Linked DNA regions of Homo sapiens: region 2 is linked to region 1. Evidence: chromatin loops called from intact Hi-C (ENCODE). Cell type or tissue: Caco-2. All regions are shown on one strand. Links, peaks and the distances in the headings refer to the core of each region. The heading gives the core; the rest is flanking DNA.

Region 1 (15,769 bases), core at 4,356-6,855:
CTTGATTTTGGACTTGCCCATAGCTTGTATACTCTTACTTTGGATACAATTTTATCCAAACTTGGCTAAACAGTTTCTCAGCCTATGGAAAATTTAAAATGGAGAAGATTCAACTCGATTCTTACAGATTCAAAGCAAGAAAATGATGGGAACATAGGAGGAGACCAAGAAAGCCTATAAAAAGCAAAAATATGAAGTGAACATTGTGGTAGCTTTAAGATGTTTAGTGTAGCTGCAGGCACCCTATACACATGAAAACCCCCAAGGGGAATCCCCATATCACAGTGTAGTGTGATATTTGACATTCGTGATCATCTAGAGATGTACAGAAAAGGTGAATCTGTGTTCTGTATATTCTGCCTAAGGCAAAGAAATGTTTAGCTCTCTTTAAAATAGTTCCATAATTTTTTCTAAAAAGCTTTGCTTGAAAACTGTAAGCTTCCCATATCTGGAGCATTTCACTTTAAATATTTGGATAAATATGTTATCTTCTTACTTGGACATTTCATGTGTTTAGGGATTGTCTTCTAAATTCTTCCTAATTCATATAGCTGCTAACACTTCCCGCAGAGCTAAACCATTACAGATATGAAATAAAGACCTATTGATTTGACTTACTTTTACTTGTAAAACCTTCTGAGTGTTATAACCTCATTTAATCTTTCAGCATTTACAGTTTCAAGAGTTTGTGTCACAATTAGAAGAATTCAGCTGCACCTCCAAGTGACAGCAGTTGCTCTGGTTGGTGGGTGATCTCAGGAGGCTTGAGAATTGCTTTGTCTGTGAGGGAAGTAAGACATTTTCAGAGCCCCACTTTAGAAGGTGTGAACTGGCTAGATAATGAACCCCAGGGCTAACGCTGCTATAGCAGTGGGAAGGAGGTGATGGGTTTTCAGTTTGGACCTCAAACATCAATACCCTCCTGGTACGGGGAGGAACAGAGTCCCTCCTTTACTTCTCCATTAGAAAGAATGAGATGGCAAGACAATGAAACAGGCAAAGTGAACAGAGATGCAAGACAAAATTCAGGTGAGAGAGCCAGAGCATCACTCAGCCATTCCTGACATGTAAAACAGGCAACTAGAAATTTGCAGAAAGGAAGCGAAGTCTCCATAAAGATGTTTTTAAAGTGAGCTTGAAGTATTTGGAGACAATTCAGTGTTACATAAAATCTGCAAATCTCTGGATAAAGAAGCAGAGATCCCAGCATGGGACAAATGGAGCCTCAAAAGTGGGAAGAAGACAGAGAAGACCAGGGCAGAATGCATCTCTTCCTTTCTCTTGGCTTTCCTGGATAAGGACTGCATCATTCCTGTGGAAGGACAGGCCATCAGCTCCGAAACACTGTATGTATTTTCCAGTATATACTGCTAGCTGTGTGATGTTGGGAAAATTTGTTACCCTGTCTAACCCCCACTTCCCTCATCTGTAAAATGGAAATAATGATAGTACCTACCTATCTCATAGGTGGCAACTACAAGGGGCAGCACACTCAGGGAATTAAGGAAGTTTCAGTGAACATCAACTTTATGAACACAGTGTTCATAAAGGCAGGTCAGTGCAGTGGTTTGGGAGCCAGGAGAAGCACGTGGGCCGGAGTGTGCCTGCAGGAGACAAGGTCAGAGATGTTGCTAATAATGGAGAATAAAGGATGCATTCTCATTACTGACCTTGGAGTCGTTCATTCATTCCCAGAATGTGTTTTGTCAGCTTACTAAAACACTAAGTTAAATAATCCCAGGTTTTGTTTATTATAGATACTAGGACTTAGTGGACCCAAGGTTAATGACATCCAGAGTAGACAAACATCAAGTGTGTACTGCTTCTGTGCCAAGCGTCCTTCATCTAGATGTCCATGGATCATATTTGGGAGGAATGAGGAGTTCCTGGAAATTTATATGAAATTCAGTGTAGTTGCACGTGTGCACTTTCATGGCCAGCCAACCAATAGCTTTCACTATGTTTTCCAGGATCTGTGATCCTAGTAGGGATAAACAACACAGCCTTTTAGAATACTCTCTTAAAATTTTATTATTGCCATAGTACATAAATAATATGATACTGAAGTTGTCAAAAATGCATATGAACAAAACGAAAAATTATTAATGCCAAAGACTAGTTATTCCTACAGATGTTAAATATCAAAAATTATATATGTATAAAAATACGCACACACAACTAAAATACACATTAGATATATATACAGTCATGAAGCGCTTAACAACAGGGATATGTTCTGAGAAATGTGTCATTAGATGATTTCATCAATGTGCAATTATCAGTGTACAGTATTTATGCAAACCTAGATAGCATATGTAGAGTTTTATTTATCAACATTTCTTCACATGGAAAAACAACTGTTTCAGCACCATTACTGAATATCAATCATTTCCCCTACTTGATCTGCGGTGCCAATATCAAGTACCACATATCAGGTTTCTATATACGCTCCATAGTAATCTTATGGGACTACCATAATACATGCAGTCTGCTGTTGGCTGAAATGTCATTATGTAGCTCATGACATGTTATATATACTATATATTCTTAGAAAAAATAATGGTATACAACAAAATATTGGTCAACTGTTTTCCCATCTTGAAAAACATGCATGCCTTTTCTTACAAATAAATACACATTTACATAATCATCCTTAACAGCTGTAAATGTATAATAATTTAGTGAAGCATTTAAGACTTCTCTGGATTTTTCCTTATAAATGGCACCAAGATGTATAATACTTTTTGCCCACTTATCCAATTATGTTTAAGGATAAATTCCAGGAGTAGCCTTCCTGAGCCACTTTTTAAGTCTTTCGATGTTTTACCCAGTTGCTTTTTGAAACATTTTATATCAATTTATACCTCAAGGACAGTGTAGGAGGGTGCTTCCTTCCTCTTTTCTATCCCTTAGCCAAAATTGGGTATGATCATACTTTATATCTCTGTTAATAAGATAGTTAAAACAGCAGTCTCAATATTTATTTCAATTTCTTTGGTGGTTAGCCAAATTAAACACATTTTAACGTTTTTTGTGGCTATTTTTATATTTTCTGAAACTTGTCTTTATTAATGTCCTTAGCACCTTAGGACATTCATCTTTTTTTTCACTTGTAAGAATTTTTTACATATGAATCCAGCAGCACATATGCTGCAAATAAATTTTTTGGTTTGGTTTGTGGTTGACTGAGTATTTGTAGAATGAAAATTTTAACCTTTTATGTAGCCAGATCTTTAAACTGTTTCATTTAAGTGTTGCTCTTTCATGTTATTTTTAACTAGATATGAGATTTTATAAATATTCATCAGTGTTTTCTTCTAGAGACTTCATAGTTTCATTTTGACACTTTATCTAATTTCTATTTTTATATCACTCAACACTTTTTTTAGGTTGTGCATGGTAACAAGTGATCCCCAAATTTCAGGGGCTTATAATAATAACGATTTACTTCTCACTCACTTTACATGTTAGCTGTAGGTTACCTTTGGTGCTATTCCAGTTGTGCCTCATTCTGTGACCTAGACCGAAGAGGAAGCCTCTACTCTGAGCTCCTGGAAGAGAGACAAAGAGCAACAGTGGGAGCGTGCAATGGCATATAGAACTTCTACTATACTGGGGTATTTGTCACTTCTGTTCACATTTCATTGGCCAAATTAAGTCACATGGCTAAGCCTGATGTCAATGAGGCATGGAATTGTAATCTCATTGAAAAGGCAGCTCATAATTCAGAACTAAGTACAATCTACCTTATTTTTAGAGTAGGGCCTAACTTTATATTTTCCCAAATACTTAGCTAATTGCTTCAATACTATTTGTTAATAACCTGATTTTTTACACTACTCTGTGATACCACTTTTATCCCATATCACATTCTAATAGGTCCTTCTTCCTGTTCCTAAACTTTGTGTTGGGTTTCACTGAGCACCAGGACAGTTAGTGCTTTTTAAGGCAGATAGGGTAAGGCCCACTTTATTTCCCTTCATTTAAAAAGAGTCTTGGGGCCGGGCACGGTGGCTCATGCCTGTAATCCCAGTACTTTGGGAGGCCAAGGCGGGTGAATCACTTGAGGTCAGGAGTTTGAGACCAGCCTGGACAACATGGTGAAACCCCGTCTCTACTAAAAATTAGCTGGGCATGTTGTTGCCCGGCTGAGGCACGGGAATCACTTGAGCCTGAGAGGTGTAGGTTGCATTGAGCTGAGATCGTGCCACTTGCACTCCAGCCTGGGTGACAAAGTGAGACTCTGTCTCTAAATAAATAAATAGTCTTGGGTATTCTCTATTTACTATTCTAGTTGAATTTTTGAAAACCTGTATTCATTCCAAAAAAAGAAGCCCTATTGAGATATAGGTTGGAATTGCACTATATAAGTGGATTAATTCGGAAAAGAACTGATTTGTTTGCAATATTGTCGTTTCATCCATGAATATAGTATGCCACTTTATTTGTCCATGTCTATTTTTTATTTTTCTTAGAGTTTTGTAGATTTTTAGAAGCGTGTCTTAAGCTTCAGATTTATTTTTTTCAAGAAAAAATAAGTTTTTGATACTTTTGCAAAATTAGTTTCCCCTGTGATATTTTATAAGTAGTTGTAACTGGTTATTTCATTCATAATTTTTTTTACAAGAGTAAGAAAGATTTTAGAAGGAGGGGGAATCTTACTGATATTTATGAACTTTTCCTCTAACCCTAGTGCAGTAGGATTGTTCAACCAAGAATACAGTTGAATTTATCAAAGGCTTTTTTTTTGTCCTTAAAGCTCTTCACAGGATTTTTTGCTTGTTTCTATTATTAAATTATACTGATGATTTTATAATATTGAACTATCCTTGCATGTCTAAAAATAATGCTGACTCGACAGTGATATTCTTTGAATATGCAGTTGTATTAACTTGCTATAATTATTTGGATGACTTTTTGTATCTATATTTAAATTTTAATTTGTCTTCACATTTCCTTTAGGGATATTTTTGTCAGCTTTTTCTGTGGTATCAGAGTTATACTGATTTTATTAAATTAGAGAATCTTCTTTTTAAAATAACATTTTCGAAGAGTTTGGAAGATATAGGAATTAATTGCTTTCTTAAAAGTATTCAATTGATCCTAAACCATGTTGGGGAGAACTTGTTTTCTTTTTACTTCTTACATGGCCATTTGGATTTTTGAGTTTTTGAGTCAAATTATTAATAAATGATATTGAAGCAATTAGTTAAATGAACTCTTGAGTCAGTTTTAGCTATTTATAATTTCCAGCAAAATTTTCCCGTTAGTCATAATTTAAAAATTGATTGACATAGCCTCTAAAGTATCTTGTACCATTTAAAATATTTCAGAAGTTGTAAATTAAAAACAATATTGAAATTTCACTTTACAAGGGTTTTAAGGTACGAACAAAGGCAGAGCAAAGGTGTCAACTCCATCTGCTACCAACAGATGGCGATACAGTCACTTTATGTTACTTTAGATTTAAGAACAAATGGACTGAAAACCTTCCAGAACCTGATTTCTTTAGACCTTTTACCATTCCTAACATTATGTGATTGCCTTGCTTCTCTCTTCCCTCCCTCCTTCCTTCCTCCTTCTCTTCCTCCCTTTCTTCCTCCTTTTCGTCCTCCCTCTTTTTCTCTTTCCCTGTCTTCCTTTCTCTTGTGTAGACTTGGAATGCATTAGTCTTTTCAAAAAATTAGAGATTGGATTTGTTTTTTGATTTATATTTGTTAATTCCTGATTTTTAAATTTCATATCCTTTTCCAGCTTTTTAAAAAGTTAAGTGCTTAGTTTATTTTCCATATTATTTAATAATGAAAGCATTTAACTCCGTAAATAACTCACTGATTAACACCTTGACTGTATTCCATTGGTTTTGATATAATCTGTTTTCACTGTAATTAATGTCTAAATAAGGTCATTGCAATTTTGTTATCTTCTTATACATAATTACGTAGGACAGAATTTGTTTTATATTCCATGAAGGGAGGTCTTTAATATCTAACTCCCTATAGTTATGAAGTTGTATAAGGTAGCAAAGTTGTTGTAACATGAAAGGTTTACTGATGAATTAATTACTTATAAAATTGCTCTTATCTTCAATGTTTCTTGACCAGTAAGACCAGGGCTTATACCTGTTAATCTGGTCATATTTCTTTGTCTAGTAACCGCTAGTTGATTTATGCATATTTTTCTGACAAAACATAGCAGACACATTAGATTTGATTAAAAAGAGATCCTGTAGAATTTTATGAAGTTGATGAAAGTGATGTTGGAGAACTGCTGGAATCACTCAAATTTCTTTGATAAATTAGGATCTGGCAGAATGCAGCTAAAAGAGAAAAATCTACAAAGATGATGACATGGTAGCTTCAGAGAAGAAATATCTAAATAGAAAATCATTAAAAGGACCTTTGGGAAACTGATAAAGGCTTTGATATTTCTTAAGAAAAATTACTCTTGATTATTCAAATACGAAGGATGGCTGTATCCTGAGCTCCTAAATTTTGTCAGAACAAATATGCCAAAAATCAATGTTTAATTTTTCCCAGCACTTTGGGAGGCCGAGGTGGGCAGATTACTTGAGGTCAAGAGTTTAAGACCAGCCTGGCCAATATGGTGAAACCCCATCTCTACTAAAAACACACACACACACACACACACAAAAGTTAGCCAGGCTTGGTGGTAAGCACCTGTAATCCCAGCTACTCAGGAGGCTGAGGCAGGAGAATTGGCTTGAACCCAAGAGGCGGAGGTTGCAGTGAGCCGAGGTCACGCCACTGCGCTCCAGCCTAGGTGACAAGAGTGAGACTTGGTCTCAAAAAATAAATAAATAAATAAAATGTTTGTTCTTTAATTTTATTATATATGCAATAAAATAGACTCCCTGTGATAATTTTTTGTTTGAATTTTCAAGGTAAAGTTCCACTCCAACTTTTTTTTCACATTATAAAATTTTGAACTTCCTTATAAGGGGATTTGCTTTGAAAGGATTATTCTCAGAATCTATTATCCTCAGGCAATGCCTGTAATTTATTTATAGTATTATTGCACTTTATTATGTGTTCTGTGTCAGTGGTCCACAACCTTTTTGGCACCAGGGACCAGTTTCATGGAAGACAGTTTTTTCATGGACGGGTGGGAGGAAGGGATGGTGTTGGGATGATTCAAGAGCATTACATTTATTGTGTACTTTATTTCTGTTATTACATTGTAATATATAATGAAGTAATTATACAACTCGCCATAATATAGAATCAGTGGGAACCCTGAGGTTGTTTTCCTGCAACTAGACAGTCCCATTTGCTGGTGTTGGGAGACAGTGACAGATCATCAGGCATTAGATTCTCATAAGGAGCACGCAACCTAGATCCCTCAAATGTGCAGTTTACAATAGGATTCGCCACTATGTTGCCCAGGCTGGTCTCAAACTGTTGGCCTCAAGTGATCCTCCCACCTTGGCCTCCCAAAATGTTGGGATTGTAGGCATGACCACTGCACCCAGCCCAAAATTCTTTGTAGTTTTTGTTTTTAAAATTAAACTTTCAAACTTTTAATATTCTAGATTATATATATATATATATATATATATATATATATATATATATAGTCTAATTGACCTGCCTAAAACAGAAATGGTATGTTTGAGTTTTTCCAAATTACAGTTTTTGTCAGTTTTTCTTTGTATTGCTAACATTAAAAAATGTATTTAAATGGAATATTCTGAGGAATAGAACAACCCAAAAAAGTTATTTATCTTACTTTAACTTTTAGTAGCAGTTAGCATTAGATGTTTTACATGATTTTTTTTGAAAAGCTGTGAGCATTGATAAGTATTTGCTGAATAGTGCGTCGTATCCTTATTTTGAATTATGACTCTTATTCTTGTAAAATGTCCCCCTTTGTTCCATTTAGTGTTTTTGTCTAGATTTTTTTTAATCTAATATTCATTTTACATTTGTACCATGTCTCTTACATTTCTTGTTTTTTAAACATGTTATAATCACTTTTGTATTTGTATTTTGTGAAAAACATGTTGTTTCTGACCCATCATAATTTGGGGGCCTAATTTAAGAATCTTTGCCTCTCTCTGGGCATTTATCCCATTCACCTTGGTCCTTATGATAGATATTGCCCCTGCTATCTTAACTCATGTTTTTTGTTAACTTCTTGCTGTCTCCTTTATTTTCTACCTTAAGCTGTGTAGAGTATAATGACTTAACTGTTATATTTGTCGGTGTTTTAGAGGCTAATATAGCACGTAAGTTCTAGTAATGAATTATCTTTGGTGTTTTAAATTTGTTTCTAAGATCAGGAGCAAAGCAGTTATGTTTGGGCTCCCAATGCTCTGTCTTCTATGTGAGAGAAAGTATTTAGTATAATTCACTTCCTCCTTCTTCACAGATCTTGGTACCAAATTATTATTACATCGTTACTTTCCCCTTTCCATTTTAAAACTAGACTTAGGCCAGGCACAGTGGCGGGCACCTGTAATCCCTGCTACTCGGGAGGCTGAGGCAGGAGAATTGCTTGAACCTGGAAGGTGGAGATTGCAGTGAGCTGAGATCGTGCCACTGCACTCCAGCCTAGATGACAGAGTGAGACTGTCTCATGCTAACAAACAAACAGAAAACTAGATTTAAAATGACTGAAGTATTTTTACCAGTTTCAGTATTTATTGCCGACCCATTCCTAAGATTTAAATTTTGATTAGATCATACAATCAGGCAGGTTCTTTTTCAAGAAGGGCACATGAAAAGTATATTTTCTGAGTTCTTGTTAATATGAGAATGTTATTGTGTTGTCTATACATGTAAATGACTACTTTCTTTGTATAAAATGGTTACAGGTTTAAACTGTTAAAACTTTAGCTCACCACTTTCTTTATGATATCTTCAGATTTTGCTTTTGTTGTATTTTTTCTCTTTAGTCATAATTTTTATCTTATCTTTGTTCTCTAATCTCCATTTTCCATAATTATCATACCTTCCTTCTTCATCTTAAAATCTTTGTCTTTTTATGCTAAATTCTGAGGGGCAAGGGGAAAGGGAGTATTCTGAAGTTTACTGTCCACGTCATGTACTGTCAATTGTCTACAATGTTGGTTTTTTTGTTTTTTTTTTTTTGAGACAGGGTCTCACTCTGTCTCCCAAGCCAGAGTGCAGTGGCACAATTTCAGCTCACTGCAACCTCTGTCTCCCAGATTAAAGTGATTCTTCTGCCTCAGCCTCCTGAGTAGCTGGGGTTACAGGTATGCACCACCATGCCTGGCTAGTTTTTTTGTTTTTAGTAGAGACGGGGTTTCACCATGTTTGCCAGGCTGGTCTTGAATTTCTGGCCTCAAGCAATCTGCCTGTCTTGGCCTCCCAAAGTGCTGGGATTACAGGTGTAAACCACCACGCCCAGCCTTACAATGTTGATTTTAATTTTACTACAGCATTTAAAGTTTCCTTGAAATCTTTTCTGTCATTCACATTAAAAAAAAAATCTTTCTGTTGCCTATTCATCTCAATCTTATGACTCTCTAGTATTAGAAAAGCTTATTATTTTTTGTTCTTTTTTGAGAATCTCAGCTAGGTTTTGAAATTTTTCTTCTAGATTTTGGAGTAGCTTATCTTTAGAGGTAGGCTGTTCCTGACTTTCTTATTATTTAGTAGGTGTGTCTTTTCTCAGATTAAATTCCTTATTTTCCCACTTACCTTGTGCTAAAGAATATTGAAATTACAGCTTTGTAGATAATTATACATTCAGAAAAGTGTAATAATTCACTCTTAAGAGAAAAATATTCTTCTTCTTAATATGTATTTTTAGCTATACTGTTAATTTAGATCAATAAAATAAACTTTTTTCCAGAGATAACTTGGCCTTTAATGGTCTTCCACCTATTCTGAAGAGTCAATTTATGAAAATGCTTTTATTGTTTTTTTGTTGTTGTTTAAGAACCTTGGTTTAAAAACAATGTTATTTCTTAGAATATTTTTTGATTTACAGAACATTTGCAAAGGTAATAGAGAGAGATCCATATATTGCTCAGTTTTCCCTATTATTAATACAATACATTAATAGGGCACATTTGTCATAATTGGTGACCAACATTGATACATTATCATTAACTAAAGTCTGTATTTTCTTCAGATTACCTTAATTTTTATCAATATTCTTTTTTCTGTCCCAGGATCCCATCCAGGATCCCACATTACATTTGATTGACATGTCTCCTTATATTCCTCTTAGTTGTGACAGTTTCTCCGACTTCCCTTGTTTTTGATACCCTTGACAGTTCCGAGGAGTACTGGTTGTATATTTTGCAGAATGCCCTTTGGCTGAGATTTGTCTGATGTTTTCCTCATGATTTGACTGGGATTATGGGTTTTTGAGAGAAATATCATTTTTATCATGTCATAACAAGGGTACATGCTGTTCACATGATTTGTCACTGTTGCTGTTGGTGTTGATCACCTGGCTAAGGTAGTGTTTGTCAGGTTTCTCTAAAGTAAGGTTATCACTGCTTACCCCCTCACCCTTTCCATACTGTACTCGTTGGAAGGAAGTCACTATGTGCATCCCATTCTTAAGGAGTGGGAATTTATGCTCAATCTCCTTGAGGCGGGAGCATCTATATACATTACTTGGAATTCTCCTGCACAGGAAAATGGTCTATTCTCAACCATTTTCTTATTTAGTTATTTCACTATTGAATCATAAATATTTATTTTATACTTTGAATTTAATCCAATACTACTTCATTTATTTTGACTCAAATTGTCCCAGCTTCGGCCACTGGCAGCATTTTCAGTTGGCTCCTTTGACATGCCCCCATCGCTGTGGGTTTATTTATTTTTGAGCACTTCCTTATTTTCTGGAATCATAAGATGTTCCAGGCTCATCTTGGATATTTCCCATCCTAGTCCTGGAATCAGCCATTCCTCTAAAGCAAAAACACTCTGGTTCTTTTTACTGGAGAACAGTATTAGAAATCCGGATCTGGGCAGTGGGTTTCCTCAATGCTACTGGGGTGTTGTTACTTCTAGACCCTCTCAGTTGACAGAATAAGGAAATGTGTATATACCTACCTGCATATATATACATATTTTTATACATAACTATCTGTATCTATATTAAGTGGAATATGTTCACACTGACATCTCCAGCTCCAGTCCATTACCACATGGATTGTTCTAGCCTCCTCCCATCACTTCTCTGTAGACTGCTTTTCCAGAATCTTGCTTTTAAAACACATTTCCGGCCAGGGGCGGTGGTTCACTCCTGTAATCCCAGCATTTTGGGAGGCTGAGGCGGGCGGGTCACGAGGTCAGGAGTTCGAGACCAGCTTGACCAACATGGTAAAACCCTCTCTCTACTAAAAATACAACAATTAGCCAGGCATGGAGGAGTGTGCCTATAATCTCAGCTACTCGGGAGACTGAGGCAGGAGAATAGCTTGAACCCAGGAGGCGGAGGTTGGAGTGAGCCAAGATCACACCACTGCACTCCAGCCTCGGGGACAGAGTGAGACTTCGTCTCAAAACAAAAACAAAAACAAAAACAACCAAATGCTTAGCATGTCAGGGTGGAATAAGACAGATCAAGACTCTGTCTAGAAAAAAAAATTAAAAAACATTGTTTTTATATGTTTAAATAACATTATGTTCGAATGCTATAAATATATCTATGTTTTAAGTGTGTATGTATTAAAGGTTCGTTGCAGAACATTTGGAAAATTCAACAATGTCTAGGGTAGAAAACCCAAATCTCTTTCTAGACTCAATCACTGCTAACATCTTTACACATATGCACACAATTCTATAAATAAAACTGTGGTGATACTAGACATACTGCTTTGTAATCTGCTATTTCTACTCAACAAGATATAAGGAACTTTACCACCATGTCATTAACTATTTTTCTTAAAGGTCATGATTTTAATTGCCTGCAGAATATTAACCTTTAGTTTTGAACACTTGAGTTTTGATGTTTTTTGGTATTAAAAATAACTATAATAAATACTTTAAAACATAAGTCATTATGCACATATCTGATATTTTTAGTTAGACTATTTTGTGGAAGTTAAGTTACTGGGCCCTAGAGTAGGAATATTTCAAGGAGTATGATAAACAATTCCAAATTTCCTTTCAGAAAAGAAAGCAGTAATTTAGCTTCCTTCCAAAATTGTATATGAGCCATTTTCTCTACATCCTTAGCAACACTATATATTGAAATAATTTTTAAAAATAATTGATTAAAATGACATTTCAGTGTTGTTTTATACTGAATTTCTTTTATTACAAGTGTGTTTGAATAGCCTATTTCGTAAGTTCATTGCCCATGTGTATTTCATTTCTATATTTCCTGTTAATGCTGTTTTCAGTTTTTTTCTGAGAGTATTTTAAAAATTATTTCAAAATAGCACTTTAATTTCAAAATAAGTGTGTACTCAATAGAGAAACTTTAAAAAAACACAGAAAAAGACAAAGGAAATGTAATTACTTATGATTCCGTTACCCATTCTTACTTGATTGCTGTCATTTTCACTTTGATGTGTGCTGAGGTCTGAATGTTTGTTTCCCCTCTGCAAATTTTTACATTGAACCCTAAGCACCAGTGTGATGGTTTTAAGAGAGGCACCTTTGGGAGATGATTAGGTCACCAGGGTAGAGCCCTCATGAATGGGATGAGTGCGCTTATAAAGGAGGCCCCCCAGAGAGCTGTCTTGCCTCTCCATCATTCCAGGATGCAGAGAGAAGGTGTCATCTGTGAACCAGAAAATGAGCCCTCCCCAGTACAATCTGCCTTGATCTTGGACTTCCCAGCCTCCCGAACTTTGAGAAATAAATGATGTTGTTTACAGTTTACCCAGTCTATGGTATTTTGTTATAGCTGCCCAAATGGACTAAGACAATGTGTCTATTTAATTCCAGAAATTATATTTTATAAATGGTTAATTGGGAAAATGAGTCTCTAAAATGGTTATAAAAAGGTCAGTCTGCCTTGATCTTGGACTTCCCAGCCTCCAGAACATTGAGAAATAAATTGTGTTTTTTACAGTTTACCCAGTCTATGGTATTTTGTTATAGCTGCCCAAATGGACTAAGAAAATGTATCTGTTTATATTCCAGAAATTATTTTATATTTTATAAATGGTTAATTAGGAAAATGGTGTACCAGACTCCTTGTTTTGTAGCCTGTTTATCGATCACTCAATCATTATTATTTCCCCAGTTAATACAATAGTCTTTTCCTACTTTGAAGGAAGGTGCTCTTGAGAACGCGTATCTACGCATCTTTTCTGTGGCCTGCCTTCATCAGGATATCTGACTGCATTCAACAGGACCCAAGTCTGAACCATCTCCTAATTCCATGGCACCATTCTCTGTCCATGAGGATTTCTCTACAGGATCAGCCTCCTGGAATTGCCAGCCATAGTGTTCCCTTGAGTTGCTGTCACTGCCAGTCTCAGCCTTGGGGACAGTGGGTAGGAGGCATGGTCACTCTCAGCTTTATTACCACATTCCAAGCACATACACAGCTGTCTCTGAATTTTCCACAGCACAACTGAGATATGACTGTAACATTTCACAGAACTTGTCTAAAGTTCTTGACATAAAACAAGAAAAACTGAACACAGAGAAAATTAAAACCAGTAACTGGGTTATTCTCTGAGTCCACAGGTTCAAGTGCCTCTGTCTGAGTCCCCAGCCAGCACTTCCAGGGCCACTTCCTAGATGGGATGACCCTGGTACAGTCTGCTCACCCTCATTTATTTGCTGGTGGCTTCCTCTGATGCCCTTTTCCGTGGTGGAGCTTCAGGTTCCCGCCCCTCTGCAAATTCTCACTTGTCATCCCCAGATTGGTTCCCACCAGGATGATTGACAGTTGCAGAGGCCACACTTCTCAGAAATAAAAATAAGCCTAACGCCCTGCCCACAGTGTTCTTTTGGACACTCTCTCCGAACAGATTGTAACGATCAGGCACCCGTACGTTTTCTTCAGTCAAATTACTCAGCATAAAATTGAAGTCCCCCTATAGGCTAGCAGAAACTCAAAAAGACACAGGCATAAAGCTAATTATTGCAGTACTATTTGTAATTGTAAAAGGCTGTCCATCAACAGGGGACTGGTTGAATAAACTATGATACAGCCACATCATGGGGTATTATGCAGCTGTTGGAAGGAAGAGTAATTCTGAATAATGTTAAGGATGATCTCTAGAATATACTACTTACTGAAAAAAGCAAGGTAGAGAAAACTGCATAGCATGCCAACTTTTTTCTAAGAAAAGGGGGTATATACATGTATGTGCTTATTGGTTTATATTAAAAATTCAGTAAAAAACCATGAAATAGAATGGTTACCTACAAGGGGAGTGAAGGAAGCTAGACTTCTCTAACTATACCTTGTTTGTCGATTTAATTTTGGAATCATGTAAATGTTTCACACAATTAAAAAATTAACAGTTAAAATGTAATCCCTAAAAATCAAAATGAAAACAAGTGAATCTAAGCACATAGTGAGTTGGTGATGCAACCAAGCATGAAGTTGTTTCAAGGGACTTTAAAACAGTCATTTGACTGGACATCTTTTGTGGGATATACTCTAAGTTCCAAAAGAACTACAAAACATTTTGGGCTTTGTCCACTGGAAACAACTAGAAACAATGATCAACCCATAGCCACAACCTGGTGTTCGCTTCATGGTATCTTAATATTTCTCAGTACAAGGAACCAGGAATCATTGGTGAAATGTTAGACCCTAAGTCTGGTGGAGGAAATGGTCAAGATGAGTCTGAGTATCTTATACTAGAAAGCAAGGATGCTATCAAAGGCTCAGGAGCTCCTGCTACCCAAAGCAGGAGCAATTTGGGCAATAAGAAGAGGAATATCCATGTCCCTGCAAAAGACATGATCTTGTTCCTTTTTATGGCTGCATAGTATTCCATAATGTGTATGTACCATATTTTCTTTACGCAGTCTATCATTGATGGGCATTTGGGTTGATTCCATGTCTTTGCTATTGTGAATAGTGCTGCAATGAACATATGCGTGCATGTGTATTTACAATAGAATGATTTATATTCCTTTGGGTATATACTACCCAGTAATGGGATTGCTGGGTCAAATGGTATTTCTGGTTCTAAATCTTTGAGGAATTGCCACACTGTCTTCCACGGTGGTTGAAATAATTTATATTCCCACTCCTCAGCAAACTAATGCAGGAACAGAAAGCCAAACACTTCATGTTCTCACTTGTAAGTGGGAGCTGAATAATGAGAACACATGCACACAGGGAGGGGAACAAGATGCACTGAGGCCTGTTGGGGGAGGCCGGGGGTGGGGAGAGATCAACAGGAAAAGTAGCTAATGCATGCTGGGCTTAATACGTAGGTGATGGGTTGATAGGGGCGGCAAACCACCATGGCACACACTTACCTATGTAACAAACCTGCACATCCTGCACATGTACCCCGGAACTTAAAAAAAAAAAAAAAGAGGAACAATGGCAATGTAGTGAAACATTAAACGTGCTAAAGTTCATGAGTTCACAATTACACTAAAACAAATCCCTCACGATCCTTTGGAGGATGGTAGAGAACCAACTCGTTTGGAGAACTGATAAAGGAAAAGAATAAAGCATTTGGCCAGCCTTCTCTGCACAAGTGTACCCCAGAGAAATGATAGTTGATCAGGGGAGATTTCATAGATGTATCCAGCTAGTAAATAGCGAAGAAATAATAGATGATCACGATTTTGCAACTTGTATTAAAATAGTGAATCTAGGCAAGGAT
Region 2 (15,769 bases), core at 6,827-9,326, 110 kb before region 1:
AGCTGACATCTAAACTGCAATCTGATGAGTGACCTTGAGACAGAATAACACAGCTGAGCCTCTCCCAAATAGCTGACCCATAAAAACAGTGAGATGTAATAATGTTGATTTCTTTTTAGCTGCGAAGTTTGGGGTAATTTATCGGGCAGCAGTAGATCACTAATTCAGTCTCCTTCCCTGATTTATCTCAGTCACCACCTCTCACACTAGGTGATGGCTCCAAGATCTCTCATCCTGTTTCTTGTTCTGCACTCTTTCCTTTTCTTTCCTTTTTATTTATTTATTTATTTATTTATTTATTTATTTATTTATTTATTTTTTGAGACGGAGTCTTGCTCTGTGGCCCAGGCTAGAGTGCAGTAGTGCAATCTCGGCTCACTGCAACCTTTGCCTTCTGGGTTCTAGCAATTCTTCTGCCTCAGCCTCCCAAGTAGCTGGGATTACAGGCACCTGACACTGGACCTGGCTAATTTTTGTATTTTTAGTAGAGATGAATTTTCACCACGTTGGTCAGGCTGGTCTCAAACTCCTGACCTCAGGTGATCCACCCCCTCGGTCTGGTTCTCCCACTCATTCACCACATTTCCCAATAAGACCCCAAAGCAGAGGACAGTGTGGGAGAAGGGGCTGAGGAGGATTTGCTGACCAAGTAATACTGGCTTTTAATAGGAGAGGAAAGGGAAAAGCTACAAACACCCAAATACTAATGATTTTGATCCTCATTACATTAGTGTTTATAACAAAATTTGTTGTTTGTTCACTATATGACAAGTCCTGTGCTAGGAGCTTTATTTGTATATATTTAATCCTAAAACACATCCCAGTGAGGTAGATACTATCATTATCCCCTTTTTCAAGAACAAAATTGAAGCACAGAGAAATTAAGTTCCTTGTCCACAGTTGCAGAGCTGTTCAACAACAGGGCCAAGGTCCAAAGCCAGGGGCCGGCTGGGCGCGGTGGCTTACGCCTGTAATCCCAGCACTTTGGGAGGCCGAGGCAGGCAGTTCACTTGAGTTCAGGACTTTGAGACCAGCCTGGCCAACACAGTGAAACCCCATCCCTACTAAAAATACAAAAACTAGCTTGGTGGCAGGCTCCTGTAATCCCAGCTACTCAGGAGGCTGAGGCAGGAGAGTCGCTTGAACCCAGGAGGTGGAGGTTGCCGTGAGTCAAGATCGCACCACTGCACTCCAGCCTGGGTGGCAGAGTGAGACTCCGTCTCAAAAAAAAAACAAACAACAAACAACAACAACAACAACAAAACACAAAGCCTGGGGCCTAAGTCCCTGTGCATATCACATCAAATTGGGTTCAAATAGGCTCAAACTCATTTTAAACTAGTATTTAACTTAGTATTACCAAAACCGTGGGGCTGACTTCTCACAGATTCAATGCCAGTGAAGACATGTTTAAGCCCATGTTCCCTAATTTCCCTTCTTGTGAGCCGGAAAGAAATCCAGGACCTTCTGGATACTGAACTCATAGTGGCCTTTCTTTGTCTTCAACCTCAGACAGAATCTGCAAGTGGAAAACCCCAGGGACGTTTAGATTTTAGAAGTTAAGTCTACTTTGTTCACTGATTCACCCCCATCCACCCCTGCCAAAAAGAAAACACCTGAGAAAAAAAGATTATGCTTATTATTGCCTTCCCATTTATCAGTCGTTACAGTAGATGGCAGGACCATTTGCCCCAGGGGATTGAAATTACACACCTTTGGTGCGTCATCGGACATGCAAATCTTTCTCATCAGTGTGAGGTTTGGCATGGAAAAGCAGTCACTTCTGCTGCCCCATGCTGTTTTCGGCTCCAGGGAGGACACATATACTTTTCTAAAATGCTTCTTTTTCTAATTAAAAAGTAGCACAATCACTCAGTAGAAAACAGAAGAGGATATTACTCATAACCCAATGCCCAGAGACAATGATTATTCTTACGATACACTCGTCAGGCATCCCCCGGGGTCATTGTATTCTGATCTTTTGTTAGGTCCCTGTTTGGGCTCCAGATGTTGGAAGCTCTGGCTCTCAGGACATTGTTTTTGCCACTGGAATTTGGCCTGTCTGCAGCTGAGACTCCGTCTTTGTTCAATTCAAGAGCCTGGGAACTTTATATTCTCTTCCATTCGCCCCACTGGGGGGCTCCCTGCTGTGAAAGGCAGATTTATCCTTAAGTCCCATTGTTCCAGCACTTGTTTCTTGGTACGACCGATTATGTTATTGTTTGCAACTATCTTCTGCCTCTGTCTGAGGGTATTACACGTCCAACACCGTTTGCCACGTGACTTCCAGGAGCAATCCAGTAAGGGGAGTATGTTGGCAGGTTTGGCCTTGTGACTCGCTTCTTCCAATGGAATGTGAGCGGACATGATTTATGCTGTCTGAGCAGAAGCTTTCAATGAGATTGCATAGTTTGGCTTGGCCTCTTGCCTTACTGCTTTCTGCTGTAAGCTCCACAGTTCCCAGATGATGCTGCTCTTTCAGCCTGAGTCCTGGAGTGAGAAGATGGGAGCAGAGCTAAGCAGAGGCAGCTGAGCTGCAGACTTGAGTGCAAGAATTAAACCTCTGCTGTAAACCACGGAGAGTTTTGGAGTCTGGGTTACAACAGAATACTGACTAACACACTGGTTCTTTACGTAAGCCAGGAGGAGACCCTACATCTCCTGGGGCAAACATGCCTCAGTGGAGGCATCAAAACTGCTTCCAGCTCCCTCCTTAAACTGAGGCATAACTTCACCCTGCTTTCACTGACAGGATCCAAATATTGACGTGCATTTTCTCATGTTGATGGAGGCTGAGTTGGAGCCCTACCTCCTGAGTTCTCTGCCACTCACCTCTGTTTGACCTTGGGCAATTTCTCTACCATTTTGTTCCTTATTCTCATTTTGGCAAAGAATACCTACCTTTTGGCAATGAACACCTACCTCATTTTGGCAAAGAATACCTAAGGTAGTTAGAGTATCCCTAAGGTAGTTAGTTATTCCTCTAATAACTACTAATAATAACTCTGAGGTAGTTAGTTATTTTCTAACTGCCTTAGAGTTTAGATTTGAAGAATAAATGTAACAAATGGCAGCGACGATGTTTATCGTTCTCTCACTCCCGCCCATGGATGGACTCTCACTGTCCAGGATGTTGTGTGGGAAGTTCACAGAATGGAAGCTCTAGAATGGAAACTTCTAGAAAGGAGCTGGAGGCCTGGTGCTGTTGGCGCTTCTGCTGCCCAGCTGTCACCTCTTCTGGTTTCTCATGGACTTTATTCCCTCCTCCTGTAGAGGAGCTTCCTCCAAGGCCACAGAGGCAGAGGGCTTTCTGTGCTGTCTCTGTTCACAGCAACACAGGGGAGAACTCTGATGGGCCTGACTTGGGTCATATTGCCATCCCTAAGTCAATCCCTGCGTTCAGGAGGGTATCCCAGCCAGTCGTGCCTGGGCTCACACACCCTGTTGTGAAGGGTAGAGTCAGAGTCTGTTGGTAGAAACATCAAGAGAGCAGCACGGTACTCAAGGTTACCACAAAGACCAGTGCGTGATCACTAAAACTTAGACGTGGCTTGCGGTAGTTGGTGGTAACATGAAAAATGCATGGGTTTGGAAAGCAGGCAACTGTGTGACCCTGAGAAAATGTCTTCATCTTAATATACCTTGATTTCCTCATGTAGAAATGGAGATGATAATTTCTCTCTCTCAGGTTTATGATGATGAGATTAGGTAACGTATGAAAACGTCTGGAGTGTAGGCTTAAACAAATCCTAGTTATTATTCCCCAAGATTAGTTATACTTGAACCCAGGCCTGCCCAAGCAATCACTTTTCAAGCGTTTATTATTTTCATTTACACCAGTAATCCACAGCATAGTTCTTTAGTTAGTGGGCATGGGGCCAAACTATTTCATGGGAAATGCTTCAGAAAGGAGGCATTTCCCCACGCCTGTCTCCCAGCATCTGACTTTGCAATGAGAACCACAGCTCTCAGGTGGACCCAAGTGCTCCCATCAGTAGCTCCCTGTATTCTCTTCCTGGTGGTGAGCCACCTGGGAACCCAGATTGTCAGAGGGTGGCAATGAGACTGAGATATATGCAAGAATTTGGGTGGTTTTAAGAGACTGTCTCAGCTAGGATGCCTGAAACAATTTCACTTGTGACATTAGCAATTCTTAACCTACTAGGTGTAATGAACCACTTTGAGAATCTGAATGAAGTTATAGACATTCTCCTCAGAAAGATGCAGAGGTCGGGCGTGCTGGCTCGTGCCTGTAATTCCAGCACTTTAGGAGGCAGAGGCGGGTGGATCACTTGAGGTCAGGGGTTCAAGACCAGCCTGCCCAGCGTGCTGAAACCCCATCTCTACTAAAAATACAAAAATTAGCCGGGTGTGGTGGCACATGACTGTAATCCCAGCTACTCAGGAGGGTGAGGCAGGAGAATCACTTGAACCCAGGAGGCAGAGGTTGCAGTGAGCTGAGATCGTGCCACTGTACTCCAGCCTGGGTGACAGAGCAAGACTTCATCTCAAAAAAAAAATGCAGAATTAATTACACATACAATTTTAGGAGGTTCATAAAGCTCCAGGAAGCCAGCCCTGGGGCGCCAGGTGGAGACTCTATACCTGTGTTCACTTAACAGTTAACCTGGCTGGTGCTTTCGTGGGCCTTGCCAACTCTTTCTCCATGACCCTCTTTTGTGCAGGCACTCATGTCTGACCAGCCTTTCTTCTGTTGGACACATTCTATGTCAGGTAACTTAGAGTCTTGGCATGAGATATGCTCTCAATAAGTCTTTGCAATCCAGTCTTGCCTTCCAAAGGGCTATTCTGCCTCAAGTTGATCTCATACTTCTATTTTGATTCAGGACATATGAGTTTTAAAGTTTTTCTCTCAAAAGGATATTCTTATTTCAACATGCTTTAGCAGCATGAAGATTCTCTTGCTCGCAATAGATGGAAAGTCTGCATTCAAAATGGCATAGGCAGAGCCTGGTGTGGTGGCTCACGCCTGTAATCCCAGCACTTTGGGAGGCCGAGTTGGGCAGATCACCTAAGGTCAGGAGTTCGAGACCAGCCTGGGCAACATGGTGAAACCCAGTCTCTACCAAAAATATAAAAATTGGCTGGGCGTGGTGGCGGGTGCCTGTAATTCCAGCTGCTCGGGAGGCTGAGGCAGGAGAATTGCTTGAACCCAGGAGGCGGAGGTTGCAGTGAACCGAGATGCGCCATTGCACTCCAGCCTGGGCAACACGGTGAGACTCCGTCTCAAAAAACAAAACACCAAAAAAACCCCATACAAAACAGAACAAAACAAAAACAAAATGGCTTAGGCAAAAACAGGGAATGGCTTACAACTAAAAAGTTCAAGAGTCATGACTGACTTCAGGAACAGCCACCTCTGTGGGCTCAGATGCCATCAGAACTTGTTCTCACTCAAGCTCCTAACACCGTCTTCCTTTGTTTTGGCTCCATTCTCAGGCAGTGTTTTCCTCATGGGGACAGGAAGCAGGACAGCTTCCATTTAATGTTCCAAGGGCACTAACAGATGAACTGTCATCTTCCCCTCAGCTCCAAACCTGCACCTAGCAGTTCCAGGCTTATACCTTATTCACTCTCAGAAATGTGAAGAAGTTCATTTCAAACCAGTTTCCCATGATCTGCTTGGGGAAAAGCAAACCTAAGACCATCTCCTTTCCCCATCTCCAACCAGAATGTACTTAGCCATTCTTCCTTAGTGATCACTGAATGAGTTCTTACTCTGCTGGAGTTGGTGTAGTGGGTGGAGGGGACAGATGGAGACATAAGTCATTGGGTAAAGGCAGTGCAGTAAAGTCTGTGCTGCGGCAGGGATGGGGAGCAGGTATAGTAGGGAACTCAAAAGGACTGCTACATTTTGCCTGTGGGAGTCAGATGATGCTTCTCTCAACGGGGGATATTTGAGCTCATTCTTGAAGCATGAGGAGGAGTTTTCTAGGTAGAGGTGAGGGTAAGCGTCCTTCTAAGTGGAGGAAATAGCAAGTGCAAAGGCTTAGAGGAGCAAAAAAGGCAAGGAGTGTCTAGGAAACAGTGAAAGATTTCACGTAGCTAGAGGAGGGTGCTTGCGTAGGAGTGCTGGGAGATGCAAAGAATGGGGGCAGAGTGGAAAGGAATGCAAAGCTTGTTATCATGATGTGGAGTCTGGACTTCATTCAGGGGCAATTGGCAGGGTACTAAAGAGTTTTAAGCCCCTGCCATAACTAGGTAGGCATTTAGAAAGATCACCCTGACTACAATGTGGAAGATGGGTTTGGAGGGGAAAGCCCTAGAGGCAGGAGGCATCTGAGAAGCTAGTGCCACCTTCCAGGAGAAAAGGGATGCGTTGACCTGAGGCAGGTGAAGAAGGAATGGACTTGCGAGCTCTTTAGGGGGTAAAATGGACAGACCTGGGGACCAGATGGATGGGGATGAGGAAAGAAGGGTCTAGGATGATTCCCAGCTTTCTCCACTGGGAAACTGGATGAACGGTGGTGGCCTGCACTAGCTGGGAGAGGCGCAGGTTTGGAGCTGAGGGGAAGATGACAGTTCACATGTTAGTGCCCTTGGAACATTAAATGGAAGCTGTCCTGACCTCATCTGGGTTCCTGAGTCTGGAGGTGGTGGGTCTGGAGGGGCCCATGAGGCTTGTAGGCTGTGGGTGGTGGTGTGCAAGCAATGATACCCTAGACAGGGTGTCACCACTAGCAAGAAAATGCCCCATGATTGTTATTATTATTGTTATTGTTTTATTCTGTCCTTGCATGTTCCCCTCAAGATTCCAAGTCCTGAGGAAGAGAAGGTCCCTTTGGCCTGTGGGATCATGGGCCCACTCTTGACTCAGGGAGAGCAAGAAACTCTGATTTTCAGCTACCTAAGATGGCACAGTGGGGACAAGGAATTTCTCCAGAAGAAATAAATATATTCACCCTATGAAGAGGAAGTACGTGTCAAGTGACACCAAAATGACAAATATCCACTTGTTACTTTACCGTTTATTTCAGCCTCAGTTGTCCGCATGGTGAGTGCACCTGCCCCTAGCACTGCCCAGAGGCTGCATGAGTGATTTCACCTAAAGCTCTGGCACTCTCTGTTTGTATCATAGCAATCGCTTTTGAAGTGTTTATTACTTTTATTTACACCAGTAATCCACAGCGTCCTTCTTTTTATTTTTATTAAATTAATTAATTAATTTTTGAGACGGAGTTTCACTCTTGTTGCCCATGCTGGAGTGCAATGGCACAATCTTGGTTCACGGCAACCTCCGCCTCCCGGGTTCAAGCGATTCTCCTGCGTCAGCCTCAGCCTCAAGAGTAAGTAGTTGGGATTACAGGCATGCGCCATCACGCCCGGCTAATTTTGTATTTTTAGTAGAGACGGGGTTTCTCCATGTTGGTCAGGCTGTTCTAGAACTCTCGACCTCAGCTGATCTGCCCGCCTCGGCCTCCCAAAGTGTTGGGACTACAGGCATGAGCCACCACGCCCTGCCAGCCTCATTCTTTAGTTAGTGGGCGTGGGGCCAAACTATTTCATAGGAAATGTTTCAGAAAAAAGGCATTTCCCCAAGCTTGTCTCCCGGCGTCAGGCACTACGATGACACAAATCGCTTATGACCAGCGTTCACCGATGGCCATAGCCCGGTCACGATCATAGAGCACGGTTGGCCGGCTCCTGGATCCGTCATGACGCGCCGGCAAAGCAGCTTCCTCCCGAGTGGATGAACTAACATTTTTATTGAGCACACACCACGTGCCGGCTGCTATGCCAGGCACTTTCACACACGTTATTTTATTTATAATCCTCACCTTGACCCTGAGATGTGGATGGCATTTTCTCCATCTTAAAAATGAGAAAAAAAATAGGGCTCGGAAGCGTCAAGTAACTTGCCCAAGGACACGAGCGGAAAGTGGCGGAGCCTAAATGACAACCTGGGCCTGCCTGTCGCAGGCTCTTTCCACCTCGGCACGAGGAGGGCGCCCGGCGTGTGCGCGCGCGCGGCCTCCTGGTGGTTCTCCCTCTGGCCTGGTGGGAACCCGCGGGGCCTTCCCGAGAGCGGCCAGGGCCCCGGAGCCCGGCTCTGCGCAGGCCGCTGCCGAGGTCCAGTTCCCGGGGGAAGGCAGCTTGTGCTCTGGGCGGAGAGCCCGTGGAGCGACTCGGGTTTAATAGACGCGCCGGTCCTCTTCCAAGAGCCTGGAAATCTGCAGAGGGATCCCGCCTTTCCAGGGAAGCCGGGCTGGGTGAAACTGACAGGTCTTGGCGCGCGGAGGAAGGGGTGGCGGGGAGCCCGGCCGGCTCCCTCCCAGTCTGCGCTCGCTGGCGGCTCCCCGAGGCTCCGGGCTTGGCTCCGCGGTACCTCTGGCTGCAAACACATCGGCCCCAGAAAGTAGGTCAGCGTGCGGCAAGCTCTGTCCCAGGCGGCGCTGCCGACTCCCCCGCTCCCCTGGCCCCCAGTCTCCTGCAGCCTCCCCGGCCTGCGGTCGGCGCCCTTGCCCTCCCCCCGGGTCTGCAGTGTCCTCCTCTCCTCTGGCTCATCTCCTACTCGCCTCCTGCCCTCTCTTTCGCTCTCTCCGTCATTTGAGCCCCCCTCTTCTCTCTCTCGCTCCTCTCCCCTTTCTCGCCTCCTGCTCCCCCCAACTCCGTCGGTCTGACACCCTCCCCTCCTTCTTCTCCTTTCCTCTCCTCTTAACATCTTGGCCCATTCACTTCTGGTAGCAGTAGTTAATAATACAACCAATCTGTTGTCTTTTTAAAGAGATACCGTGCTTGTTTCAAAGAAATCAAAGGACGTAGAAAAGTTTACATGTGGAAAAAAAAGAGAAAAATCCCACTACTGAGAAATAGCTTTAGTTAACACGGGATGCACGCTACTCAGATATATTTTTATGTATACATAGAGTTAAAGGATATAAATATTTTATAAAAATGAGACCACAAATAGATGCTTTTTCATTAAAAGTATTCATATTAATTTAATTTTGTTTGAATTCAATACAAAAAAAACTACAGTATAGTGAAGTGGAAAGAATTGTTGAATTTTATTTTATTTTAATTATTTTATTATTATTTCTTTTGGCGATGAAGTCTTTTTCTGTCGTCCAGGGTGGAGTGCAGTGGCGCCGTCTCGGCCCACTGCAACCTCCGCCTCCCGGGTTCAAGCGATTCTCCTGCCTCAGTCTCCCTAGTAGCTGGGATTACAGGCATGCGCCACCACGCTCAGCTAATTTTGAATTTTTAGTAGAGATGGGGTTTCTCCATGTTGATCAGGCTGGTCTCAAACTCCTGACCTCAGGTGATCCGCTCACCTTGGCCTCTCAAAGTGCTGGGATTACAGGCGTGAGCCACCGCGCCTGGCCACGCCCGGCTAATTTTTTGATATTTTTAGTAGAGTCAGGGTTTCATCATGTTGCCCAGGCTGGTCTCTAACTCCTGACCTCAGGTGATCCGACTGCCTCGGCTTCCCAAAGTGCTGGGATTACGGAGTGAACCACTGTGCCCGGTCTGTACCCCTAGTACTTAGAACAGTGCCTGTAACATCGTTGACACTTACAGGTACTTACTGAATGAATAAATAATTGAACATGACTTGGAATCTTGCCTAAAAAACCTAGGCACCAACTTCAACACGGTGATCCAAGTACCCAGCTTTTCCAAATCAGTTAGACTAGGCTTCTAATGAGAAGGACGGGAGCTCTAAGACTAGAGGACTAGAGGTGTCCTAAGGCCATTAGGACTTTTTTTTTTTGAGACAGGGTCTCGCTCTGTTTTCCATCTCTGGCGCCATCTCGGCTCACTTGCAACCTCCGCCTCCTGGGTTCACGCCATTCTGCCTCAGTCTCCTGAGTAGCTGGGTCTACAGGCGCCCGCCACCATGCCTGGCTAATTTTTTTATATTTTTAATAGAGACGGGGTTTCACCGTGTTAGCCAGGATGGTCTCGATCTCCTGACCTTGTGATCCACCTGCCTTGGCCTTCCAAGGTGCTGGGATTAAAGGCGTGAGCCACTGCGCCCGGCCTTAGGCCGTTGTTAACTTCTCCATTGGTAACAATGGAGAAGTGTTTATGTAAATGTGGGGCCATTTGCAGCTCTTGAGATTAAGTGAGATCGCTGGTAGAGAATGGAGAAGAAGGCAGAATTCAAGTTTTCTTCCCTTGAGTTCATTTCTGTGCTGCTTCAATAATAGACACAGACACAGAAAAATCCATTTTCCCCACTCTTTTATTTTTGCTATTCTGATAATTTGTCCCCCTTTTAAAAATAAACTTCCCATGTCTTCCAAAAAAAATAGACCTATTTTTGATTAATATTAGGGACATCAGACCTCCACATCTATAAATTGTTAATCTGTGGAAAATCATAGGCTCTCAAGAAGAAGCAGGTTCCTCTGAGCTCACTCTCTATCTTGCACAGGATTTGCCACCGGGGAAAGGAGGTGCCAGCCTACCTTACCTGGGTGCTTCTTGGGAGGAAAGAAATGTGTCATTCTGCATCCCCTGCCTATGAAGACTAGAGACTCCATTACCTGGCTTAGTTTCCATTCAGCTGCAGCTCTCCTGAGCTGTGGCTTAGCATACCAGGTTCCCTCTGTAGAGGATGGTCCTGAATAGAAGATTGGGCTCCAAGGGCGGTCTTAGCCTTCTTCAGTCAGATATTTATTCAGTAAAGCCTTCCCTGATCACCTGGTCTATGTCAAGATATTTTTATTTCCTGCTTCACAGAACAAATACCATTTCTTGCAAGCACCTATCTCAGTTTATAATTATATATTCATTTGTGTGGGTTTTTGGGTTTGTTTTTTTTTTTTTTGAGATGGAGTTTCACTCTTGTTGCTCAGGCTGGAGTGCAGTGGCACAATCTTGGCTCACTGCAACCTCTGCCTCCCAGGTTCAAGCAATTCTCCTGCCTCAACCTCCCGAATAGCTGGGATTACAGGCGTCCACCACCATGCCTGGCTAGTTTTTTTGTATTTTTAGTAGAGACTGGATTTCACCATATTGGCCAGGCTGGTCGCTAACTCCTGACCTCAAGGGATCCATCCGCCTCGGCCTCCCAAAGCACTGGGTTTACAGGCATGAGCCACTGCACCCAGCCTTGTGTGGTGTTTTCATTAATGCTTGTCGTCACCACTAGACTATAACCTCCATGAGGGCAGGGGCCATATCTGTTTTTATTAACACAGTACTCTCAGAGTGTGTGCTTGGTAAATGTTTATTAGCTGCATAGATGGATAGGTGGATGAGCAGATGAATGGATGGACTGACAAACTAAGGAACTGAAAATGTTTTGGTTAATTTTTCTGAACTACAAAGGCATGCATCACATAAATAAAATCAGGAAGCAGACCATGTCCCCCTCATAGTGCGGCAGGATTTGAGTTAGGAAAAGACCTTGAGCTGAGGGCAATGGAGCCACCTGAAAAGCTTTCGGCTGCAGCACTCAAGATGCCAAAGATCTGGAGGAAAAGTGAACACAAACAACCCTGAGCTAAGGGGGTTTGGAAATTCCAAATACCTGGTGTGGAGATAACCCAGCAGGTGTGGAGCATCTGCGTATGGTTCACATAGACTGTCAAGGTTTAGAAAAGCTGGGCGCAGCCTGATGGGGGTCCTCTCCCAACATGGGGCTCATGGGAGGGACAGGGAGAATCAGATGAACAGACGTAAGACAAGTTCTTGGCACAAGAAGGTGTCACTAACTGAGCTATTATTTGAATAAAACACAGTCAAGTCTCCTGAATGTATTTTGTGAGCCCCGTGATGATATGGTTTGGCTGTGTCCCCACCCAAATCTCATCTTGAATTGCAGCTCCCATAATTCCCATGTGTTGTGGGAGGGACCCAGTGGGAGATAATTGACTCATGGGGGCGGTTTCTCCCATACTGTTCTCATGGTAGTGAATAAGTCTCACGAGATCTGATGGTTTTATAAGGGGAAGCACCTTTTGCTTGGCTCTCATTCTCTCTTGTCTGCTGCCATGTAAGACGTGCCTTTCACCTTCTGCCATGATTGTGTAGCCTCCCCAGCCACATGGAACTGTGAGTCCATTAAACCTCTTTTCCTTTATAAATTACTCAGTCTTGAGTATGTCTTTATCAGCTGTGTGAAAACGGACTAATACACCCTGACAGCCTCTTTTCATATCTTTGGCCTTCATATCTTCCTTGTTAAGGTGTCTGGTGTCCCGCATTGGCAGCCAAGTCTTAAGCTAGCTATGGAGTATGGGGTTGTCCTCATGGATTTGGTATTCTCAGCCTAACCTGAGGACACTAACTGGGCAGTGTGACTTCCTGAGCCCCATCGGAATGCAGAGCTGCTGAAGTGGGCCCCGCGATAGTTTGGGTTCCTGGAATAAGGAGTGGAGGGAAGGCCTTATGTGTTGGCAGATGCTGCGGGAGGAGCCGGCTCAAGCCCACATGCCGGTGTGAATCCACAATTTAGTTTTAGTTTTAGGTGATTTTTTAAAATTCTTGATACCATGTAGATAAAACAACAAGTTGTTTAGCTTTTTCTCTTTGTAACCATTTGCTTCAGAATTAGGTAAGACTCAGAATCCAAAACCCAGTACCCAAGCAGAGAAACAGCTGATTACTAGCATGGAGATTTTGGACAGGGACACACACTTTGCAGGGAACCTGGAAACCAGTCACTAATGACAGAAGCACCATCTGCATTCACCTCCCCACTGATCACCTCCCGCTGGATGTCCCACAGAAACCTGGACCTCAATATGTCAAATATTGAACTTATGACATTCTCTGGGGTCCCCTCTCTTAGTGGCTAACACCACCATTGTTTGTGTTGAGAATCATGCATCTCCTTCAACACTGCCCCTTCCTCACCTCCACATGCATTCCGTGATTGCGTCCTGCTGGTCCTGCCTCCTGAGTGCCTCTCCGAGGCATCCCTTCTCTCCTCCTCTCCACCCACCTCTGGCATCTGTAGCCAGGCACAGGGATTGCATTTGTCTCCCTGCCTTCATTATCACCCCTTCTCAAATCCCATCATTCCACAGCCACTGACGGCCCACATTCTCTTAGGATAAAGACACTTCATGACCTCACGTGGGTGAGTTATCCCAGCTCTATATTTCCCTTCCTGGTGACCCAGGCTCCAGCCAGGATGAACCTCCTTCATTCACCTCCTCCAACACGTGGGCCGCTCTCTGCACTGTCCCTCTAACCTGTCCCCCCACCTTGTTCCCACTGCCTGGGCCACAACACATGGGCCACTCTCTGCACTGTCCCTCCAACCCATCCCCCAACCTTTTCCCATTGCCTGGCTAATTCCTACCCATTTTTTTAAGTCTGGGTAGACAGCACTGCTTGGTCCCCAAAGCTGTCAGGGGGCCGGGAGAGGTGGCTCACGCCTGTAATCCCAGCACTTTAGGAGGCTGAGGCTGGTGGATCAACTGAGGTCAGGAGTTCGAGACCAGCCTGGCCAACATGGCGAAACCCTGTCTCTACTAAAAATACAAAAATTGGCCAGGCATGGTGGCGCGCACCTGTGGTCCCAGCTACTTGAGAGGCTGAGGCAGGAGAATCGCTTGAACCCGGGAGGCAGAAGTTGCAGTGAGCTGACATCATGCCATTGCACTCCAGCCTGGGCCACAGAGTGAGACTCCGTCTCCAAAAAAAAAAAAAAAAAAGGCCGGGCGCGGTGGCTCACGCCTGTAATCCCAGCACTTTGGGAGGCCGAGGCGGGTGGATCATGAGGTCAGGAGATCGAGACCATCCTGGCTAACAAGGTGAAACCCCATCTCTACTAAAAATACAAAAAATTAGCCGGGCGCGGTGGCGGGCGCCTGTAGTCCCAGCTACTCGGGAGGCTGAGGCAGGAGAAGGGCGTGAACCCGGGAAGCGGAGCTTGCAGTGAGCCGAGATTGCGCCACTGCAGTCCGCAGTCCGGCCTGGGCGACAGAGCGAGACTCCGTCTCAAAAAAAAAAAAAAAATAATAATAATAATAATAATAAAAAAAAAAAAAAAAAAAAAAGCTGTCAGGGTAGGGAGCCTCCCTCCTGCAGGTGTCAGTCTGTGTTGGGATTACCTCTTCACTGTTGTAGCTTCAGTACCTAGTGTAGAGTCTGGCACATAGTAGGTGGTCAATAAATGTTTATAAAATGAATGAGTGAACAAAAACAAGAGAGAGAGTTTGGCTTGGCGTGAAATGGGCATATTAAAACCTGATAGGTTACCAGGGTGTATTAGTGAGAAATGATGACTTTCTGGCTAATGAGGTAATGGGTAATTCTAATTTTTTCGTTTCCTTTCTCTACCTCCTCTTTTCCCCCTTCTCCCCCTCCTCCTTTTGGCTTATGTATTTTCTATAACTTATGCAATCAGCATGTATTTATTTTATAATAATGTAAGAAAAAATGTCTTATTCGTTTTATGGCCACAAAGAATGAATTTTGCATTTTGCATCACAAAGATGAAACACTGAACCCTGGGGGCTGTTCTTCGAAGGTCAGTGGCAGCTCTCTCTTCTGGATGTATTTTTCCTTAGCTATATCTCAGCATTTCAAGGATTTTTAGCCAATTAAGGTAGATGTATGTGAATGAAATGGCTAAAAAAAAAGTCTCCCAAGGGCTAAAAGTCAGCAAAATAATAAATGACATTTAAAAGGAAGCAAAAACACTCTGAAGAAACTAAATGCTACATATCATGGAAAAATGAATGCATTTTGACAAATACTTGTTACAAATATGAAATTAAGGTGGACACGTCCTTGGACAGACAGGCCACAAGTGCTCCAGAGTGGAAGGAAGGAGATGCCTCCCCTGTGTGCCGTGCATGGCCATTCGCATGACTGCTGGGTTCTATTCATCCTAGAGGGTTCATAGACATGAGTTCCCACCCAGCCCGCTCCTGCCTGAAGAAGGAAGACGTTCTCCCCCAGCCCAGGTATCTGGGTGTGAGTTGGGTCCTTAGATGGGAAAAGCATGCTGGAAGTTTTATCGGAGATAGGAAAGAAAGAGCACCCTGGTTTTTTTTTTTTTTTTTTTTTTTTTTTTTAAATCTCTTGGTCTTGTTCTTTTGGATCTCGACTTCCAGGAATTGAAATGTTTAGGAAACTGCTCCTGCCCTTAGCCAATGCATTCTCGACACAGCCGCGTGTTCTACTTACCTAGTGCTGCCTACCACATTCCCCAAATTTTCGTGCTGTCAAACAAGGATTTTTAAATGATGGATTCTGTGGGGCAGAATTCTTTTTCTTTTTTGAGATGGAGTCTTGCTCTGTTGCCCAGGCTGGAGGGTACTGGTGCGATCGATCTCAGCTTACTGCAACCTCCTCCTGTTGGGTTCATGTGATTCTCCTGTCTCAGCCTCCCAAGTAGCTGGGATTACAGGTGCGCACCACCACACCCAGCTAATTTTTGTATTTTTAGTAGAGACGGGGTTTCACCATTTTGACCAGGCTGGTCTCGAACTCCTGACCTCAGGTGATCTGCCCACCTTGGTCTCCCAAAGTGCTGGGACTACAGATGTGAGCTGCTGTGCCCGGCCTGATTTCTTTTTGAAGTATAAGATGTATGCCAATTTTATTCCAGATACATGCCTATTGCAAAGCACGGTGCCTGACACATGATATTCACCCAGCAGAGATGTGTTACATGAACAAATAAGTGTTACAAGGTGCCCAGTTCACACAGGCCAGCTGAAAGCTGATTCTGGGGCTGGCCTGGAGCCCCAGTTGACCACATCTCCTAAAGGTCCCTGGGCTTCGTTCCCTTCTGCTCTCTCCTAGTATCTGCAGCCTTGATTTCATGCTTCACCCT

The links. Peaks named below come from ENCODE experiments on the same cell type or tissue, not always from the same donor. Only the 100,000 strongest peaks of a DNase experiment are listed, where the experiment ranks them.
Region 2: it touches region 1 in a loop (6-fold over the local background); 1 of 110 quality-filtered maps calls a loop at or near these places.

Annotation. Positions count from the first base shown.
Region 1 is chr16:80,814,635-80,830,403 of GRCh38, reverse strand. It overlaps ARLNC1 (androgen receptor regulated long noncoding RNA 1), which reads left to right. Exons shown (of 3, transcript NR_131948.1): 3 at 1-1,669. Among named protein-coding and RNA genes, the nearest start is that of CDYL2, 18 kb to the right of the region's middle. In Caco-2, for the core only: a CTCF peak has its summit at 5,448 (motif pointing right); a DNase peak (open chromatin) is centred at 5,433.
Region 2 is chr16:80,924,781-80,940,549 of GRCh38, reverse strand. No RefSeq gene overlaps it. Among named protein-coding and RNA genes, the nearest start is that of ARLNC1, 40 kb to the right of the region's middle. In Caco-2, for the core only: no CTCF peak of the experiment used is centred there; DNase peaks (open chromatin) are centred at 8,199 and 8,249; H3K4me3 peaks cover 1,382 bases.